Regions from separate parts of the Homo sapiens genome. Here regions 1 and 3 are each linked to region 2. Evidence: chromatin contacts called from ENCODE Hi-C or POLR2A ChIA-PET data. All regions are on one chromosome and are shown on one strand. Each heading gives the region's core, a stretch centred on a gene start or an enhancer-like site at or near the end of the contact. The rest is flanking DNA. Distances are from core to core; before and after follow the strand shown.

Region 1 (3,988 bases), core at 1,358-3,857, 190 kb after region 2:
TGGGTGGGTTGATTCCAAGTCCCAGACTCCCAGCAGGGACTTTCATGTCTGGAATTTTGTTTTTTGCTTTTTGTTTGTTTGTTTGTTTGTTTTTGAGTCAGAGTCTTGCTCTGTCACCCAGGCTGCAGTGCAGTGGTGCCGTCTCAGCTCACCGCAACCTCCGCCTCCCGAGTTCAAGCAATTCTCAAGCCTCAGTCTCCTGAGTAGCTGGGATTACAGGCTCCTGCCACCACGCCTGGCTAATTTCTTTATATTTTTAATAGAGACAGGGTTTCATGATGTTGACCAGGCTGGTCTCGAATTCCTGACCTCAAGTGATCCACCTGCCTTGGCCTCCCAAAGTGCTAGGATTCCAGGTGTGAGTCATTGTGCCTGTCTGGGGTTTTGGAATTGGATGGTGCACACATTTTTTTTTAGCCTGCATTAATGTCTTTCTTTATCATTAAAATGTTCGTTTAATAATCATGTGAGGTTGGGGTCTAATTTCAGTTTCAACTGCCGCTAACTATGTGACCATAGGATTTTGTTGTTGTTTTTGCTCAGCATCTACTGTGCCATATTTTAAGACACACATTTCAGGCAAAACAGACAGCAGGAACAAAGGTGTGGTAGGTCCACTGAACAGGGAGCCAGAGAGCTGGATGTAGGAACTGCCCATCACTCTGGGGAGTCTATGAGACAACAATTCTGTTTTTCAGCACAACAAATTGTTTGTTACCTTCAAATAACACAGAAAGACAAAAATCAGTAAGTTTATATTTCCACAGGCAGTGAAAATGTGAAGATCTGAGTGGTGTGAAAAGAAGTCACTTTCAGAGAGAACATTTTGCTGAAATTTAGAGTGAGCTACATGTGCCTAAGTCATACACAGGAAGTAGGAGACCTGGGGGTCAAGGGGACAAAAAGCCCCACAGTGAAAAAAGGCAATTACTGGGAAAATGAGAGAAGAATGCAAAGTATACAGAAGCAGCTATGTACGTTGTGAAATACAAGTCACCACACTATGTGTTGCTGCTGTCACAAAGATCAAGATAGAAAATGCAAATATTCACCTCCATGTCTGAGTAATCTTTGCCCCCCCCATTCTTTCATTCCTTTCCTCCAACATTTTAGTCTCCTAAGCCTTTTTTGAAGGATTCTTTGTCTCATTTAAAAATAAAGATGGGTAAGGGAGTACCTGAGCAAACCAGATGTGGCAGGCTCCGTGAAGTATATCCATGTTTTCCTGCTCTGCTTATGTAAAAATAACTGAGGGAAGCTGAAATATTTTGTATGTGTATTAAAAGTTAAAGGGAAGAAGGGTTTGGAGCAATGAATGAGATGAAAGACAAAGCTGTGCCAGGAAAGATGAAAGCCAAGCAAAGGGTGGTTAATCATCCCAGTCAGAGACAAACAAGAGAAATCTAGTGTGTCCTGAGAGCTAAGGAGCCCCGCTATCCACCATGGAAATGTCTCTGACATCTAAGTTACCGAGCTGGTTACTAAGCCTGCTATTTCTGATCTGTCAAAATCATTCCATTAAAACTTAAAATAAGCCTGCAACTGGATAAGCTTATCCCTTACAGAAGCCTTATGTAATAAATGCAAATGTGCATCTGAATTATTAGGCTTCTATTTTTTTCCCTCAAAGCTGCACTTAATCAGTAAAAGCTTGTGAAAGCCTAAAGATTTCTAAAATAAATGTGTATCTAAGAGCATCTCTAACATTGTCTTGAGAGCTACCAAGAGGTTTAGAAGAAAAGGCCTTGTGTGGAGAACAAGAATTGCTGGGTTCTGGCACTGGTTTAGCTACTTAATTTGCACTGGTTCTTGCAAATCACTTAGCCTCCCAAGGTTGAAAGAGTCTATGTCTGAGTGAAAAGAGTTCAGAAACTAGGATTAAAAACCATGGGTTTGAGGCCCAGCTTCATCATGTGCAAGCTATATGGCTGGCAATGGATTTAATATTTAGGGGTTTGTTTTCTTATCTATAGAGTGGGGGAAGTAATAGTACCTCATGCATGGGACAGCTGCAAAGAACATATGAGACATTGTATATAAAAAAGTTCTTTGCGCACTGTAAAGGGCAACAGACAAGTTGGCCTTTGTCACTACTTCCCCAGTTTACCTAAGGCTTACAGAATGCTGGGAAAATAAATGAGAGGTAATAAGGCATTTTTTATAGAAAGTCCTAAAAATTACTTCACAATTCTTTGCAGCAAGTGAAGACATAGTTTAATACTGATGGTAAAGGCAAATGAACTAATCAGAAGGCCAGCCCCATCTAGGAGATGTGTAAGACATCTTCCACCTACAGTCGAAGGCAAACGATAAGGTTTTTTTCTTATTCTCTTGTATTCTAGAGGCTGTTGGGGGTTGGGTGGCTTGGAAGAGAAAGTGCCACACAATAGCATTTGCTAGATTACGGCATGGGGGTTGGGAGGGCGCTATAATTTAAGAGGCATAAGATGACTGAAGTGATCACACAAAAAAGATATCTTCCAATTCCATTTGAGCTACAATCTGATTTCGCTGTTGAGTACAACGTCCCCTTCACAAGAATCAGAAGTCAGCATCAGGGCTGTGCTGCATAAGTTTTCCACCCAGCAACAGGATGATGTCAGCAGCCAGGGAGAACGACCAATCAGCAGGCAGAATGAATCAGAGCGTGCTGGGATTTTGCTCAACTGTCTCTTAGCAAAGCAAGCTGTGCTCTGAAGTGCAGGGGTTATTTGCACTTCCTCTGCACTTGAAGCTGAGGCTGAATGGCTCTTTAGCTGAAAAGGTACCAAGGAGTGTGCAAGCAGTTAAGATGATTTGCATCCAAGCAGCCAGTCTCATAAGTCATGAGTCATATTTGTTTTCCTGAAAGTATTTTTTTGGAATAAAAAATTCAGCATTAATAAAGATTCTAAAGTCTTGATTTATATGTTGTGTCTTATAATTGCTTGAAACCTGTTTTGTTTCATGCATAGTGATGCTGGGCAGCTCTTGGCACATGAGCTACAAGTAAAGTTCAATACTGCCTCTTAGGGAGTTTGAACTTGCCTCTGATGTTTCAAGTCTTCTCTCTAATGACAAGCAGCCTGGAAATCAACAGCTGTTTCATTTCTGGGGCAAAAGTGCTAATTCTCCAATTACACTAAAGTGTGTTTTGTGTGTGCTTTAAAAATAAGTCTAAGCTGGAAGGATATGATGTGACTTGTAGACATTGTCTCATGGGTGGGAGTGGAGAGGGCTTTGTAGCATTTCTGAAAACATGAAGTTATTTCCCAAAATTTTGTCAGTTTTTCTGATCTTAGTGGGCAGTGACAGCAGTATTGGAAAAGGGTGCAATCGAAGGGTTAAACCTACCTACCCGGCATTACCTATGACATATCCCAGGTCGATTAGACCTCCCAGGCAGGTTCCTCACTGGCATTATCTGAGGACAATTTCTGTGCTATCTAAGGCCAGAAAGCAGTTTTTCCTGTGAGTGGTGAAAACACATCTTTCCAAAAGAAAATATATATCTCAGAGAGGGAGTGATTTTTCATCTTGTCTTCTTTCAGAGTCCTTGGTAGGTCTCAGGAAGCACCATGTACTGCAATTTATTAGCCCAGACCTGCTGCAACCTATCCTTCTACAGTTTGCTTCTTGGCTGAATGCCTCGTTTTCCTCATTACTGAAATGAAAAAGGGTTTACAAAGCTAGCTAATTTGAGCTAATTAGGGACGGGCTATTCTGAAATATGAAGAAGGCTGGATTTGAGAATATTCCTTAAAGAAAAGCCGACATTACATTCAAAGGTTGGTAATATGCTGGAGGAGAGAGCACAGCTTCCAGAGTTTAGGCTTCCCAGCTTTTGAATCCCAGCTCTGTGCTTCCAGCCACCTCTCCATTCCACAGGTGCAAACTGGGGTAATGCTTAGCTCCAAGGACGGTTGTGAAGATAAACAATCTCTCACCACCAAGCACAGGCAAAACACATAGTAGCTACTCAATAATTCATAGACCCTCCACCCCCTTT
Region 2 (4,361 bases), core at 1,862-4,361:
TAAATTGTCTATCACAGTAAAAAGTGATCTCTTGAGTATCATGTTTAGGGCAATATCCTAAAGCTTGAATAATACTATGGGGCCCAGACGAAGTGCCACTAGTGATGCTGGAAATGTTCCCAAGAAGCAGAGAAAAGTCACGACAGTATAAGAAAATGTTGAATTGCTTGATGTGTAGGGTACATTGAGGTCTGCAGTGAGGTTGCCAGCCATTTCAGACAGGCTATTCATCTTGTAAATGGTTAAGGTATCCATAAATATAGTACAGTATAGTAAATACATTTTCTCCTCCTTATGATTTTCTTAAAAACATTTTCTTTTCTCTAGTTTTCTTTACTGTAAGAATCCAGTATTTAGTACATGTCACATACAAAATCTGTGTTAATCAACCGTTGATATCTGTAAGACTTCCAGTCAACAGCAGGCTCTTAGTAGTTCAGTTTTGGGAGGAGTCAAAAGTATTTGAGGAGTTTCAACTGCACAGGGATTCAGCACCCTGAATCCCCTCATTGTTCCAGGGTCAACTGTACATGTATCTGTGTCTGGTCTCAGTATCTGTGCTTAGAGGTACTGTTGATATCAGCTCAAATATTACAGTTTGATAAGGGAGAAGTCTTTTTTTTGTTTTAAGGCATCATTTTGGGGGTTGTCATTTAAATATTTGACTCTAACAGTGCTAGCTCTACCGCCTTGAACAAGTGACTTAATGTCTCAATGACTCAGTTCTGTCATCTGAAAATTAGAGGTATGAATCTTCTTATAGGTCATAAGAATTAAATGATTTATTGTACCAAGAGTAAACCGAACAGTGTTTGCCATGTTATAGTCACCAGGTATGTTAGCTATTTTAAATAATATTTTACTATTAGAAATAAAGAGGGACTTCTGTTCATCAAAAGATATGAAAAAAAGAGAGAAATGACAAACCAAGGAGTGTGAACTGATATTGTATTACTCATATCCAGCAAAGAGCTGATATCCATTATATATAAAGAGCTAGTGCAGAGAACGCCAACCCAATAGAAAAATGGACAAAATACATAATAGGCAGCTTATGAGTAAGAATACCCAAATGGCCAATGAACGTGAAAAAATTACTCACTCTCATTTGCAGTTAGGGAAATGAATTTTTTTTTTTTAAGTTTTAAGTGACAAAATCTCACTGTGTCACCCCAGGCTGTTGTGTGGGGACGAAATCACAGGTAAAACAAATCTTAATGCCCTCACCTAACTGGCTAAAACTAAAAAGTCTGATATTCACCAAAGGTTTGCAAAAGTGAAGAGCACTGAGCACCCTCATACACAGCTATCCTGTGTGTAAATTGATAAAAACTGTTGAAAAACAATCAGGCATGGTAAAGTTTGAATTCACATACAGTTGTCCCTTGATATTCTGCAGGTGGATGGGGTTTGGTCCTTAGTAACCCCTGAGGATTCTGAGGATTTTCAAGTCCATATATAAAATGGCTTGGTATGAGCATGTAACCTATACGTATTTTCCAACATACTTTAAGTCATCTCTAGATTACTTACATTATGATGAAAATGCTATGTAAATAATTGTTTACTGTATTATGTTCTATTTATTTTTATTGTTTTTTTTTTCTGAATAATTTCTACCCACAGTTGGCTGAATTCACTGATGCTGAAGCCAGAGGTTACAGTGGGCTGCCTGTATTCTGTGACAAGGGATCCATTCATACCTAAGAGGACACATGAGCTCCAGTATACATGTCCAAGCATGTTCTGAGCAACACTGTAAGAGGCCAAAAGTGGAAACAACCCAAGTGCCCATCAACAGCACAAACATTTATACCATTGAATGCCTTACGGCAAGGTAACAGGATCAAGTACAGCTACATGGAACACATAGATGAGGGAAATAAAACACAAAATACATTAAAATATAAAAAGCACAATTCTATGTATATAAGGTTACATAACATTTTCAAAATCAGCAACGTTTTAATTAATTTAATTAATTTAGAATTCTCCTGCAGAGGAGTTTTCTCTCTTTTCTCCAATGTGTTAATTTATTTAATCATTTATTTACAACAGCACAGATTAATATTTATTTTATATTTTGGAATATGATATAGTAGTATTTTAGTTTGTTCCTTAAATTGTTCAAGATTTGGCCATTGGGAGCTGTTTTATTGGTTTTTGTACCCCTCTAAAATTACCCCATCAATGCTTTTGTTTGTTTTCTATTTATCACATCCTTATTTTCCAGCACTCCAAGATGCTCTAGGCCCTTTCTGTATATTTCCTTTCCAGATTTAGAAACTGTATTTCTTCATCAGTATTGCTAGATTGTTTTTTTCTTTAAAAGTGTTAGATTTCAGTTTTATTAATCATCTTTTTAAAAAAACATATTGTCCCTTTTATTTGTAATTCTATTTTTATTTTAATGTTTTATTTTTTGTTTTGGTTTTGTTTTACTAATTGCTTGACTTCAACATAAAAAAAGTTTTAGAAATGTGGTTATTAATTTTCAAGTAAATATGATTGGATTCAGGTTTTTTATTTTTAACCTTCAATATTATTTCACTGAGGTCCAGATGTGCTGAATTTATTGACCTATTAAATTTTAATTGACATTTATTTTGTAGTCTTGTATTGGGAAATTCTTCTGTTTTCTATATATTTTTGGTTGTTGCAGGTTATATGATCAAAATTGTTGTTTGTTGTGCAAATTATTATAGCATTACTAGTTTTGTTCTCTGCACTATTGATTTCTGAGAAAACGGTGTTACGGGGAAAAAACAAACTTCCATCATGAGTGCAGATTTTTCAGTTTTACCTTATAACTCTCAGTCTTGGCTATGTGTCACTGTTATGTGTTTAGGTGCGTTAAGTTCATCACTGTAATGTTTTCCTAGTGAATTTTCTTTTCAATAACTATGAAATGTGCTCCTTTGATCCTATCAATACACTGGATATTAATATTGTTGCCCTAGGTTTCTTTTGTTTAATATTTGTCTGGATTGCCTGTTCCCATAAATTGACCTTTAATCAGTTAGCTTTGTTCTTAAGATTGGTTTAAAACGTAGAATAATAGGGAGGAGCATGGGAGGGTGGGACGTCTAATGTAAATCCAGCCCAGTGATTACATTAGCTGGGCGCTGATTAGGTTAGGATGTTGCCCAGGTACAAGGCCAGGATCTTCGGGGCCTGGCTTCATTTGGAGTTCAGCTACCAAAAGGAAACCTTCCTCTGGGTCCTGGAGTATTTGGCCTGAAATTGGGAACTCGGAAGTTGCTGCTCCAGGGCGCTCCCTGCGGAGCTCCGCCGCCCGCCTCTCCGCCCGGCCTTTCCCGGCGTCCCCACGCGGGGCGCAACCGCGAGAAAGAAACGCAGGTCGCACCGTCAGCGCCCAGAGCAGCGCCAGTTTCCGGGCCCGGGCTGCTCTCGGAGCCATGAGCTGCGGCCGCCCCCCTCCCGACGTGGACGGCATGATCACCCTCAAGGTGGACAACCTGACCTACCGCACCTCTCCCGACAGCTTGAGGCGCGTGTTCGAGAAGTACGGGCGCGTGGGCGACGTGTACATCCCGCGGGAGCCCCACACCAAGGCGCCCCGGGGCTTCGCTTTCGTCCGCTTTCACGACCGGCGCGACGCCCAAGACGCCGAGGCCGCCATGGACGGGGCGGAGCTGGACGGACGCGAGCTGCGGGTGCAGGTGGCGCGCTATGGCCGCCGGGACCTGCCCCGCAGCCGCCAGGGAGAGCCACGCGGCAGGTCCAGAGGCGGCGGCTACGGACGGCGGAGCCGCAGCTACGGGCGGCGGAGCCGCAGCCCCAGGCGGCGACACCGCAGCCGATCCCGGGGTCCCAGCTGCTCCAGGTCCCGCAGCCGATCTCGCTATAGGGGTTCTCGCTATAGCCGGTCTCCCTACAGCCGATCTCCTTACAGCCGGTCGCGCTACAGCCGCTCTCCCTACAGCAGATCTCGCTACAGGGAATCTCGCTACGGCGGATCTCACTACAGCTCATCTGGTTACAGTAACTCTCGCTACAGCCGATATCACAGCAGCCGGTCTCACTCGAAGTCTGGGTCCTCCACTAGCTCTCGCTCTGCATCAACCTCCAAATCGAGCTCTGCGCGACGATCCAAGTCCTCCTCGGTCTCCAGGTCTCGCTCGCGGTCCAGGTCTTCATCTATGACCAGGAGTCCTCCCCGGGTATCCAAGAGGAAATCCAAGTCAAGGTCGCGATCCAAGAGGCCCCCCAAGTCTCCTGAAGAGGAAGGACAGATGTCCTCTTAAGAAAATGATGCATCAGGAAGCAACGTGATGGAGGACTTGGGGGAAAAGGATCACATACTCAGTCTATGGAAGCAACGTCCCTGGAAGAAGAGG
Region 3 (4,329 bases), core at 1,559-4,058, 140 kb before region 2:
CATTATTTAGCCTATCACAGGTCCCACACAGCTTGCTATATTGTTGTCCATTGTGGTGAGCACCACCCCCAACCCTTGCAGGTGAGTGAGCCCTATTGGTTCTTCTGGAAAGGCCAATCCCACCTCTCCACAGTCGCTCCCTGCATGGGCTCTCAGGATTGGATCTTTTGGTTCCCACTAGCCTGACCAAGTGTTTTCAGAAGGATGCTCTGAGTCAGGGTGACTAAATGAGGGACTTCTTGGCTCAGATCCACATTTGCCCCCAAGATTCTATACCTGTGTGTTGAGTTGGGCCGTACACTCCCCCTTCCACGCATCTATTCCAGATTATGGAAGAGGCTGGGATCTAGTATGTCTTCATGTGTTTAAAAAAAAAAAAAGCCTCTGACTTGAAATGATCAGTTATCCTTTTTTTAAAAAGGTGCCATTGTTGCCATGGTGACCAGAGGCTTGAAAGAGATCTCACCTCTTTTCCATTTCCCACCCCTCTGTGCATTTTCTTTGCAAATTACATTGCATTCATTTATGCATATCTCCGGGGTACTCTCCTACCTAAGGAAAATCTTCTTTCTGCTTTCTTTTTGTGGATATCTGTATGGCCAGCAAATCCAGCTCCCAGGAGTGACAGGGCACAGGTCGGCACATCTTGACCTGCCTCCTCCAGGCAGATAGAGAAGGAATCAGCTGATGTGCTCTCAATGAATAAATAAGCATCTTGCAGCCCTGTGTCTGCATGCTGTGGGTGTTAATGCCTGCATAGAGGAGGGACAGAGGGAGAGAGCAAGGGAGGACAACTGATGCAGAGCCCAGACAGAAACAGGAACCACCGAATCCGCTTGTCAGACTGTCTCTTCTGCACTTCTCCTTTCAAGAAGACACACCAAGTTCCCATGATCACATACTCCCTTCCCCTGACCACACATGGCCCAGGCCCACTGAAGGCCCAGGAGGCTGGACGCAAGGCAGTGAGGTGGAATACAAGATCTAGGAAGGAATGATCTGATTTTGTGTACCAGCTGTGTAACCTCAAGCAGAGCAATCTTCCAATCACAGCTTCCCCATCTGCCAGCTGGGAGCAAGACCTCACCCCACCCGCTTAGTGAGACTGTGGTGAGGGTCCAATCAGATCCTCAGTGTGAAGGTGCTTTCTGAATTCTGTGGGGTGGTAAACAAGCTGTGGCTGCTGCTACTGGAGACAGTGGCAATACTAAGAGTCACCTGCATATGTGGAGTTCTCTCCATGCGCCAGGCACTGGTGCTTTACATGCATTGTCTCATTTAACCTATCTGAAGCAGGTACAATTGGAGCCCCCCTCTTTTATTAGCTGAAGCAACCATGGCCAAGATCATGGGGTTAGTAAATGGCAGAGCCAGAAGCCATGCTCCAAATTTGGTCTGCAGAGACCCCTGAAATGTGGAGGGCAAACAAACCTAAGGCATTGCCCAAAGAATATTTCCACATAGACCAAAATAGAAGCTGAAAATAATGACTCTGGTAAGACTGAACTGAGGGGAGGGATACCCTCTAGTTCCAGGCAGACATGGGGGTTAATACAGCAAAGGGCCATGCAATGCAGGAATTCAGGGCTCTGGACTCATCCTATTGACTAGAGTTGGAGGGCAGCCTAGCAGGAAAAAGGGCACCCTCACCACGTATCAGAGGGTGTTGCTGGACTGAGGGCTGGGCCATGGTGGAGGACAGGTGCTCAAGCCTAGGGCAAGGATGCAAGGTCTGGATCCCGCTTAGCCCTGGCAATGGTGCGCATTCCACTGCCAGCTGCCCTCTGGCTGAAAGAGTTGGTGGAGGTAGAGGCATGCTGCAAACTTTGCGTGTATCTGTATTTTCTTCTGGACCTCTGGAATGGGCTGAGGACTAACACTCCCAGAGACTAGCCTGAACCACTGTTAGAAGAATTGACATGTGTGCCTTGGGCCAGGTTGCCCGGAAGCAGAGCCCAGTGCAGGGATTTGGGCCCACGTCATTTAATGAGGGAGTCTTCTCGGGTGAAACCCATAAGGGAGAGAGGCTAGGGAGAAGGACTAGGGTGGGGAATGAGAAAGGGCTGGGCAAAGATGTGATGTCAGGTGAAGTCTGTCCTCAGCCTGATGCAAAGGTCGGCTCTGGAGCATCAGCTGCACCGCAGAATTGTCCTTCCCCAACCCTAAGGCAAGAGGGCTGCCTTCGGTTTCCCACTTTAGTCGATTGTTGGCTGTCAGCCCCAAGTTGGGGGACTTCCTGAGCCTGGGCTTCTGCTGGACAGGGCAACGTTTTGTAGAATGAGGCAGCTGCAAGCTGTTAGCAGCCAGCACTCGCTGCAGGAGGGTGGGTGAATGGGATCTGGGACAGACATGACAGCATGCATGACAGAGATGGTGAAGAGAGTTGATGTAATTATGCCTGACAGGCTATACCAATCTAAAGTTTCTTAACATCCTCAAATCATGCACAGCCTGTTGCATCTTAAACACATTCAGTCACCTGTCACACACCCCCTGTAAAGGCCACACACGCTCTCACATGCATGTGAGCTTTAGCACCTGCGTTTAACCCATTTCCCATTTGCCCTGAGAATACTCTTGTCTCTAATCTTAATGTAACATTGTATACATTTCTGTTACATTAGGATTAGAGACAAGTTCTGTTTAGAAATAACTCCAAGAACAGTTTTTATATTTCATTTTCACTTCGAAAAATTAGTCAGATTTGCTTCAGCCTCAAAGAGCCTGTTTATGTAAAATTAAATTAGCACTGGCAGCGAGCTGCATTTTTTTTTTCTAAACAGGAAATGGGTTAAATAAGACCGTTTGGGGCCTATAAACATCCTAGGCAGCCCTGTGCAGGCAGAACAGAGGGCGACTCTGCAGCTACGCAGCTTTGTTCCTTGAGGTGTTATTATTCTCTTTCTTCATCCCCCTCCTTTCTTTTCCTTGCACTTTTCACTACTCATATGGATTTTCTTACCTTGCTTTATCCCACCATGGTGCCTAGGTGCCTTCAAGCTGAGACATCAGTCTTCTTCTGCCTTTGGACTTGGACTGCAACCCACATCATCAACTCTCCTGATTCTCAAGCCTTCACTCTCAGACCAGAACTATACCATTGGCCCTCCTGGCTCTCCAGCTTGCCAACTGCAGGTCTTGAACTTCTCAGCTCCCTGCCATATTACCCTGTTTTATCATCTCCATGGTACCTATTACCAGAAATTACCTGCTTTGTTTACTTGGTTATTGTCTCTCTCCTCTATCAAAGACAAAAAACAAACAACTAAAGAAATCAACTTCATTTAAGATATTGCAACAGGGAGAATACCCCAGAACCGAGGCCAGAGCACTGCTGTAGCAGTCCGTTTTCACACTGCTATAAAGAATTACCAGGGACTGGGTAATTTATAAAGGAAAGAGGTTTAATTGACTCACAGTTCCATATGGCTGGGGTGGCCTCAGGAAACTTATGATTATGGAGGAAGGTGAGAGGAGGCAGGCACCTTCTTCACAAGGCAGCAGGAGAGAGAAGAGCGAAGGAGGAACTTTCAAACACTTATAAAACCGTCAGATCTCGTGAGAACTCAGTCACTATCCTGAGAACAGCATGGGGAAACCACAACCATGATCTAATCACCTCCCTCCCTCAATACGTGGGGATTACAATTCGAGATGAGATTTGGGTGGGGACACAGAGCCAAACCATATCAATTGCAGAAGGTGGCTTTGCCTTAGGTTTTTATAGGGAGGAGTAGGTGGGTTACAGGTGGGGTGGTTTACAGATGAGATGATTTTGCCATCGAGGGAGGCTCTGTGAGCTGAACAGGAAATGCTTATCTCTGTGCCTAATTAGTTTCAGGGAGACAAACTCCTAGTCTCAGTTAATCATTCATGAGACAAAAAACAGGGAGTTGGAGGGTCTGTGTCTGGCCTTTCAGTAGATTTCATCTCACTGAGAGTCTTAAGGGAGTCATGAGAAAGAGTGGACAGCAAGTCTTAGCTAAGTGTGGGGAAGGTAGGAGGGAATTTCTTAACCATTGCTGTTTTCAGGGCTCTGGTTAAGTTAAATTGAAGACTGCTGTGCCCCAGCACTTAGTGAATGATTATATAGGACAGTTGAATGACACAAGTATACAGGATGTCAGCATGACAGGCGGCTAATACAATTTGAGGAGGAGACCAGATGAGGTAGAGTCAATACTAAAATGATTCCTGGAGGAGGTGAGCCCTACACAAGGCTGAAGAAGGTGGGTGTGTGCAGGGGTGGGTTTGAGTCCTTACAAATAGCTAAAGCCCTGCTGAGGTTGGTGGAGAGCCTGCTTTCTTGTTCAGTGTTTAGCAGCAAAG

The links. A loop is a pair of places that touch in the nucleus more often than their neighbours do. ChIA-PET counts read pairs that join two places held with the same protein, here RNA polymerase II (POLR2A). Pooled maps may share reads with other maps.
Region 1: a loop to region 2 is called in a map of OCI-LY7, with 7 times the contacts of the local background. The contact joins the enhancer-like site here to the promoter of SRSF8 in region 2. A Hi-C loop is called at or near these places in 3 of 168 maps with a recorded cell type or tissue (OCI-LY7 and naive thymus-derived CD4-positive, alpha-beta T cell), 13 of 37 single-sample maps with no recorded cell type and 15 of 50 pooled maps. POLR2A ChIA-PET finds 5 or more read pairs at or near these places in 7 of 52 experiments (CD4-positive, alpha-beta T cell, GM12878, MCF 10A and 4 more).
Region 3: a map with no recorded cell type shows a loop between it and region 2 (5-fold over the local background). The contact joins the enhancer-like site here to the promoter of SRSF8 in region 2. A Hi-C loop is called at or near these places in 1 of 168 maps with a recorded cell type or tissue (endothelial cell of umbilical vein), 3 of 37 single-sample maps with no recorded cell type and 12 of 50 pooled maps. POLR2A ChIA-PET finds 5 or more read pairs at or near these places in 10 of 52 experiments (BJ, CD4-positive, alpha-beta T cell, CD4-positive, alpha-beta memory T cell and 6 more).

Annotation. Positions count from the first base shown.
Region 1 is chr11:95,251,849-95,255,836 of GRCh38, forward strand. No RefSeq gene overlaps it. Among named protein-coding and RNA genes, the nearest start is that of SESN3, 23 kb to the left of the region's middle. RefSeq lists an enhancer at 2,251-2,640. Within about 2 kb of position 2,608, at least 25 of the 41 ENCODE cell types and tissues checked have a DNase peak (open chromatin) inside an H3K27ac peak, as active enhancers do; they include CD4-positive, alpha-beta T cell, GM12878 and OCI-LY7, where a contact is called at or near this core.
Region 2 is chr11:95,063,808-95,068,168 of GRCh38, forward strand. It overlaps SRSF8 (serine and arginine rich splicing factor 8), which reads left to right and starts at 3,112. Exons shown (of 1, transcript NM_032102.4): 1 at 3,112-4,361. The coding sequence starts at 3,420. The coding sequence ends at 4,268. RefSeq lists enhancers at 2,936-3,693, 3,418-3,607, 4,188-4,297 and a silencer at 3,088-3,167.
Region 3 is chr11:94,922,008-94,926,336 of GRCh38, forward strand. No RefSeq gene overlaps it. Among named protein-coding and RNA genes, the nearest start is that of CWC15, 49 kb to the right of the region's middle. Within about 2 kb of position 2,809, at least 3 of the 41 ENCODE cell types and tissues checked have a DNase peak (open chromatin) inside an H3K27ac peak, as active enhancers do; they include CD4-positive, alpha-beta T cell and CD8-positive, alpha-beta T cell, where a contact is called at or near this core.